Regions from separate parts of the Homo sapiens genome. Here region 2 is linked to region 1. The links are chromatin loops, found by intact Hi-C in ENCODE. Cell type or tissue: GM12878. All regions are shown on one strand.

Region 1 (4,000 bases):
GGCAGTCCTTCCCCAGCACTGTGACAACCAGAAATATCTCCAGACATTGCCAAATACCCACTTTTGGCCCTGGTTGAGAAACGCTGGTCTAGAGCATGTAGAGCAGCATCTGGCACATGTTGAATGCTCAATATGTGTTTGCTTTTAGAATTTTCAGGCTTATGCCTGTAATCTCAGCACTTTGGGAGGCCGAGGCAGGCAGATCACCTAGGTCAGGAGTTCAAGACCAGCCTGGCCAACATGTTGAAACCCCATCTCTACTAAAAATACAAAAAAATTAGCCAGGCATGGTGGTGCACACCTATAGTCCCAGCTACTCAGGAGGTTGAAGCAGGAGAATCACTTGAACCTGGGAGGCAGAGGTTGCAGTGAGCCGAGATCATGCCACTGCACTCCAGCCTGGATGACAGAGCAAGACTCTGTCTCAAGAAAAAAAAAATCATTAAGGAAAGGTACACAGGAAAAAGCAGAGATCCCTGGTATTGACACTGACTAGCTGTGGAACCTAATCTTGAGAATATTAATGAATTTGTGTGAACCTTGGTTTCTCCTTCTCTAAAAAATGTTGATCATTGTATATACCTTACTTAGTGGATATTACATAAAATAATGGATTAAGTATTACTTTAGTTCCACGTGAGGATATCTAAAACAATGATGGTACTGTATCTTTAAGGCAGGGGTCAGCAAACATACCCCCATGGGCTAAATCTAGCTGCCATCTGTTTTTGTACAGCACATAAGCTAAAATGGCTTTTAGACTTTTTTTAATTGAGTCTCGCTCTGTCGCCCAGGATGGAGTGCAGTGGTGCAACCTTGGCTCAGGGCAGCCTCTGCCTCCTGAGTTCAAGCGATTCTCCCACCTCAGCCTACCAAGTAGCTGGGATTACAGGCGTCTGCCACCACACCTGGCTAATTTTTATATTTTTAATAGAGATGAAGTTTCACCATGTTGGCCAGGCTGGTCTCAAACTCCTGACCTCAGGTGATCCGCCCGCCTTGGCCTCCCAAAGTGCTGGGATTACAGGCCTGACCCACCACACCTGGCCAGCTTTTACATTTTTTAAAAAAATCAACAGAAGAGTAACATTTCCTGACATGTCAAAACTATATGAAATTCACATCAGTATTGTTGGAACATAGCCCCACTTATTTTACACCTGCTTTCTTGCCACAAGGGCAGAGTTGAGCAGCTGTGAAAGAGACAGCACGGCCCACAAAGCCTGACATATTTACTGTCTGATCCTTTGCAGAAAAGTTGTCTGACCCTTCCTTTAAGGTCTTAACAAGACTGGCGAGTTGGACCACTTACTTTTGGATATTATGTGCTTCCCCCTTCCATTTGATGCTTGATTTTAGTGAATGACGGAGTTTACCCGAACACCTGAACAGCTGGTATGGCTTTCTTTATCAATTTGGTGTAGTCTGCAGGATCTGTGTCCATGTGGCCCTCGAGGCCAGTGAAGAGGACTGGCATCATAAGGACTAGGGGCACACAGTGAAGCCTCCTGCCATCTAACTTTCAGTTCCTCTTCTGAACTCCTCTTTGCTGTCTGGGGCTGACTCAGTTGTCTCTGGACCTGAACAGTTTCAGTTTGAAAGGCTTTGTCATTTCAATTCTAGGTCATAAATGAAGCCTGCCCTTTGTCTGTCTATTCTCTGTGTCACCTATTTCCACTTACAATATCTTTTCTTTTTTCTTTTCTTTTCTTTTCTTTTTTTTTTGAGACAGAATCTCACTCTATTGCCCAGGATGGAGTGCAGTGTCATGATCTTAGATCACTGCAACCTCCGCATCCTGGATTCAAGGGATTTCTGTGCCTCAGCCTTTCAGGTAGCTGGGATTACAGGTGTACACCACCATGTGGGGCTAATTTTTGTATTTTTAGTAGAGACGAGGTTTCACCATGTTGGCCAGGCTGGTCTTGAACTCATGACCTCAAGTAATCTGCCCACCTCGGCCTCCCAAAGTGTTGAGATTACAGGCGTGAGCCACCGCACCTGGCTACAATATCTTTTCTATAAGACTTTATAAAACATTTGAGCGTCCTGTTTTCATCCCTGGCCTGAATCTGTTGACCATGGGGGCACTTCCTGGTCCAAGGATTTAATAGGGCTTTCCAGCATTGTTTAGTTTTTGCTAATCCATTAGATTGCCTGGTTAGAAAGTTTGTTAAAATATGGAACAAGTACAACCAGGAGGACTCACAATTACGCCTTCTTTTTGATGGGCCATAATGTAGGGAAACCTGAAGAAGATTTATCTTGAGCAGATGGAGGTAAGGTGGAAGTGGGAGGAGAAACTTATATGAGAGACAAAATGCTCAAGTGCTTCCCACACAAATACCCTAGAAAGTCTGCAAATTTGAGTCAACATTGAAGAAGAAGCCTTCTAAGGGGCCTGAAAAAGCCTTTCAGCAGGTTCACTCCCCGTATGCCCACCGGAGTATGCTTCTGCACAGTTTCCTGGCCTCAAGCCATCCCTGAACATTTCACGAAGAACATCTCTTCTTGACCTGTGTGTGTTTTGAATTGAGATTTACTTTGCACATTAATTGCAGCAATGGACTGCAAGTTGAACATGGTATAGACTGATCAGGTCTTCCTACCTGGACCATCTTGAGTGGAAAACTAACAATGACTAAGCCACAAGGACTATCCAGATTTGCCTCTTGCAGAAGTCCTATCTGTCTGTGGGTAGCTGCCCTAATGAGAATTAGCTTAGAGCACTTCCTGCTAAAACCAAAGTCACATTTCCTATGTGGTCACTTTGATGTCTTAATACTTATGTTTACAATAAGCATAAAAGGCACGAAGCCCTTCGTGAATAAACCTCCTTAAACAGGGTGTCTTAGTTCTAGCCCAGAGTCCATGTACCTCTAGATACGTGGTAAAGCAGTCAGGACATTTAACTCTGATGGCAGACTGGTAGCCTACTGTTTGGCTGAGAACTTATGCCACCTTAATGGGTATGCCAGCTTTGTTCATTCTATAATTCCTAATTCTAATATCATCGTCTCCAGGATTCCAACTCAGGTCTCTGTTGTTTATCTGGCCAATACATTATTTTTCCTCACCAGTACATTCCCATTCATAATTCCTCTTACCTTTTCCACCATGACCAATAGCCCACATCAATTACATGGATGAGCTTAGTCAGGGAATTGCTTGAGTTGTTGCAGCTGCTAAAGCTGCTTCTCTCAAGGACCATCTATTTCCTCTTGCCACTTGCCAACCATAAAACAACCATATAACTAAAAGAATGAGGCCCCTGATTAGAAAGAGGCCATCAGGAAAACAGCATGTTGCTTCCTTCACCCTGTTTACAACTTGTTTATGCCCATATAGGCATCCTATGATTCCTAAGTCCCCTCTACCAGTCAATACATCAGTTGGAGGAGACACCTGGGAAAGTGGAGAAGTGGAACAAATCAGAACTGCCTGTGCGTGCCTGGATTTTCCATTACTGCAGCTTGTTATCACATAGAGTTCTCTGCTTGTAATGCAGAGAAGCTGGTGTCAGAAGCCCTTCACCCACTGGCAAATTGAACGCATTGACCTTCTCTTATCAAGTGGTAACCCCATGTCCTATTTGTAATGTGATTATTTTTTGGAAAGTCCAAGACTTTTCCCTCTATCAGTTGTTTCAAACTTTAATGCACATCAGGATCACTTGGAGGACTTTTGTTAAAGCACAGATTTCTCAGCCCCACTTCCAGTTTTTCATGCAGCAAGTCTGGGGCTGAAGAATTTGCATTTCTAGAAAGTGCCCAGGTGATGCTAATATTATTGATCTGGAGACTACATTTTGAGAACCATTGTTCTACAAGAAAGCAGACAGGATTACTTTGCCAAAACATTGGTCCAAACATATATTCCTCAACACAGACTCAGATTAAATCTCAAATGCTACGGGACAAGTTTTACCATTTTTTATATAATAGCTTAAACATTAAATCCGACCGTAGAACCCATAAGCTTGAAAGCTTTTGCAAGGTAG
Region 2 (4,000 bases), 180 kb before region 1:
TTGCCCATGTATGATAACTCCTAGCTTGTGCCAGGTAGTAAGTACTCAGAGGGAATTACTCCCATCAGATCAAATCCCCACAACATACCTGCAAAGTAGCTACCATCACATTTTTCAGGTGAAGAAATGAATGTCCAGAGAGGTGTGAGGCCAACTTAAACAAGTGCCTAAAGGCCCACCAAACTTTTAGGGGCCCATGAGAATTTTCTTTCTTTTAAAGTCAGAAGGAAAAAATGAATACAATTCATCCTGGACACAGTCATGAAAATATAATTTTTTATTTTAAATGGAGGAAGAGGTCTACTAAACCCAGTCTTGGGCCCCCAAGAGTCACAACGTGGCTCTGGTGGAGTGACTTGCTCAAGGTCACAAGCACCAAGGAGTTGTGTATGGAGACCCGATCAGCCCCGTCCTCTCTTCCATTCAGCCTCCGCACACCCTCATGCCCTAGAAAACCCTAGGGAGTGCTAGGATTTCAGAATGTCCCATCACCTGAGCTTTTGGGGAAAAAAAACATTTAATGTAAAAATCAATGGCACTAGAAATGTTCCTTACCAAGCCTCACCAAAAATCTGATTAGTCATCCTGTGACTGATCCTTAGCTTAAGTGAAAAACCACTTATCCTTGGACCCACTAACTGCACTGGGATAACCTGGGGTGCTCATTAAAAATGCAGATTCCAAAGCCCTACCTCACACTTGCTGAATCTCAAGGATGGGACTAAAATCTGCATTGTAAATGAGCACCCAGGGGTTTCTGACCTTCTGTGCACACTAAGACCCCACTGGTCAGGAAAACCTATGGGGATAACCTAATTTTTGCATAGTTTTAACACATTTAAAATTGTCCCAGAATACAACTACCATGTATAATGAGCTAAGAACATACTTTCTGTTCTGAACTTTACAAGTTATTAACCATAAAAAAAGTTATATTATTGATGATAGAGCCACTCCTGTAATATGAGTCACCAAATAAATCCTGTATTTGGAGATGTTGCATTTATAGGTGATTTTGCCAACAGGTACAAAGATCTGGCTATTTCATTTTGTCTTAGGACAGGTGGGCCCACGCATTTACATGATGAAATGCCTGTTTGACTCCGCATGACTTTCCTTTTTTTTTCCTTTTACATTACAGTTAGGAAATTGCATTGATTTTTTGGGGGAGAATTGTGTTTGTTGTTGGGTTACATTATCTGTGACTTGCATTCTGCACGGTAAAGATAGCATTAGAAAATAGTGGTTAAAAGGAGACAATTGGCCGTATAGGATTAAAGAATGTCTTTAAAAAGATCCTGGCTAAAACATGCTCTGAAGACACTGCTTATCTCACAAGTCCCTAAGGACATTCCTACCCCACCCATCCCCACAAAGTGAGCTGGGCTGTAGAGGCTGGCAGCCAGAGGCTGATGCCTGGGGCAACACTTCTGAATGCTAAACCCTGGGCCAGTGCCTCAGTCTGTTCAGCCTAGTAAAACGAAACACTTTAGACTGCGCAATTTGTGAACAACAGAAATTTACTGCTCATAGCTCTGGAGGCTGGAACATCCAAGATCAAGGCGCCAACAAATTTGGCATCTGGTAAGGGCCTACTGTCTGCTTCATAGATGCCATTTCTAGCTGTGTACTCAAATGGCAGAAGGAGCAAACAAAATCCCTGCAGCTTCTTTTATAAGGGCATGAACCCCATTCACAAGGGCTCCTCCCTCTGATTTAATCAGAGGCCTGAAAGGCCCCACACCTCTTAACACTATCAGGTTGGGGATTAGATTTCAACATATGAATTTTGGAGGGACACAAACATTCAGACCATAGCAGTCGGCAAAAGACAGAGAAGCTGAACAAGAAAATGAAGTTTTGAATAGTGGCTGCTGGGTCAGGTGGCAGAGGATGGAAGAAGAGAGGATGTCATAGATAGATATGAGTTACTGATAAGTCCAAGTTCTTGGGGTGGGTGGTTTCAAGGGTATTCAATAATAATATAATGAAAATAGTTGCATCTCTTCATTAGTATCAACCAGCCAATTATCAGAGAAGGGAAAATAATTTAGTGACCATACCAAACCCTGGCATCTTTGTAGCAAACTACATATTAGCATGGAGCCTTTCAAGCCAGAGTGCTAATCAGCAGCTTTTGGAGGGATAGTCACTCCTCTCAATTAAAAAAAAAAAAAAAAAAAAAAAAAAAGCAGCGCTTGGCCCAGAGAGCTGGCCTTCTGAGCAGCATGTCAGAGCTGATAAAGATGCTGGCGCCTGGCGGCCACCAAGGCCACCCTGGACAACCATTCTGCCTTCTCATTAGCATTGTGCCACTGTTACCTCACTTGACAATAACAACTGCCGTGGAGGATCTGACAAGCACAGGTCGCCCCGAAGGTGAAAGGAGAAAAGGATCTGAAGACAAATCATAAAAATTGTTTCACCCTGTCTGGAACCATCACAAGCTGACCCGGTGCTGTGGAAGATGCTGACTTCTTTTCTGAGACTGCTGAAGGGGAATCTAATTACTCACTCCCCACACCCCCATTATCCCATCTTCCCTCCCATCTACTGGTTCCCTAATGTCAAACAGTATGAAAAGAAAAAGGCTTTTTAAATAGAAAAGATACAGAAAAATAATTTATTATGGCCAAAGCATAAGAGGATTACAATATCCCAACCCCATACTCCAGTCCACCAGCTCAAAGAGAACAAAAGATAGTTCTTCCTGCTCCTACCAACCCCTGGACCTACTTTTGCCTTATTTAACACTCGACTATAGCTATTGGTTCACAGCCCAACCTGTCTCAACTAAACCAAAGCGGCCCTCCAGAGGGCAAAGACCACAGCCTCTCCAGATTATATTTTTAGGAAATAGCCCCCGAAGTAAGATCAAGCACAGAGGGCATCCTTAATAAAGGTATTTGAATGATTAAACACAAGACAAGCAGGGAGTAGTGGCACACACCTGTAGTCCCAGCTACTCAGGAGGCTGAGGCAGGAAGATGGCTTGAGCCCAGGAGTTCAAGGCTGCAGTGAGCTATGATCGTGTCACATAGCAATCAGGAGACAGAGCAAGACCAAGCAATCCTCCTGCCTCAGCCTTCTGAATAGCTGGGACTACAGGTGCATACCACAACACTGGGCTAATTTTTTTTATTTTTATTTTTGTAGAGACGGAGTGTCACCATGTTGCCCAGGGTGGTCTTGAATGCCTGTCCTCAAGTGATCCTTCCATCTTGGCCTCCCAAGACGCTAGGATCACAGACTTGAGCCACCATGCCCAGCAAATCCTGTTTATTTCGTTTACCAGAACATAGGCTCCACAGAAGCAGAGAACTCATCTGTTTTGCTCACTCCATACTTCGTGATTAAAACAGAGTTTAGGGCACACTAAGTGCTCAACTATTCCTTGAATGAGTGAATAAATGGAGAAAGGCTAATGCTAATAGAGGTTATATAGAAAGACACTCAGTCTACACCAAATAGGGTTTCTCTGATTACATTTAGGGAGTGAAGGACAAAGAGGCTCAACAGAGAAAAGAAGAAAAAGAGACTTGTAACACCATTAATTGGCAACAACTGCCATCAGCCAGGAAGAACAGCTGTGCTCCTGTGAAGGCAGCATCACTGCAGACATGAGAGAAATTTCCAGAAGAATCTACAAAGGAAGGAAGATGTCAGGGGACTTGCAGACATCCCTGTCTGAAGTATTCAGGCTAGAGACTATATTCCCTTGGCAGAAAATCTGTTTAAACCCCTCAAGCGTGACCACTATGGTGTCCTTACCAAGGTCAGTCAGTCAGATATTTCTGGAATACTTCCCAAAAGCTGTGACTTTCTCAGCCTTGGCGGGGCAGGGGGGGAATGGGGGGATTGGGGGGCGGGGTAGGGAGGCAGGGACACCAGCTAAAATAGTCCTCATTGCCAAATAAAAGACTTACTATCTGCACGTAATTAATTCCTCATTTCAACATGACATCCTTTACCTGAGACAGAGAAAAATTCTCAGGTGTTT

The links. A loop is a pair of places that touch in the nucleus more often than their neighbours do. Peaks named below come from ENCODE experiments on the same cell type or tissue, not always from the same donor. Only the 100,000 strongest peaks of a DNase experiment are listed, where the experiment ranks them.
Region 2: it touches region 1 in a loop (3-fold over the local background); 1 of 110 quality-filtered maps calls a loop at or near these places.

What each region holds. Positions count from the first base shown.
Region 1 is chr2:134,019,562-134,023,561 of GRCh38, reverse strand. All of the region lies in intron 3 of LOC105373628 (a long non-coding RNA gene), which reads left to right. Among named protein-coding and RNA genes, the nearest start is that of MIR3679, 110 kb to the left of the region's middle. RefSeq lists an enhancer at 2,536-2,635. In GM12878, no CTCF peak of the experiment used is centred here; DNase peaks (open chromatin) are centred at 1,551 and 2,721; H3K27ac peaks cover 443 bases.
Region 2 is chr2:134,200,008-134,204,007 of GRCh38, reverse strand. It overlaps a transcript of MGAT5 not described here. Among named protein-coding and RNA genes, the nearest start is that of MGAT5, 52 kb to the left of the region's middle. RefSeq lists an enhancer at 378-879. In GM12878, no CTCF peak of the experiment used is centred here; no DNase peak of the experiment used is centred here.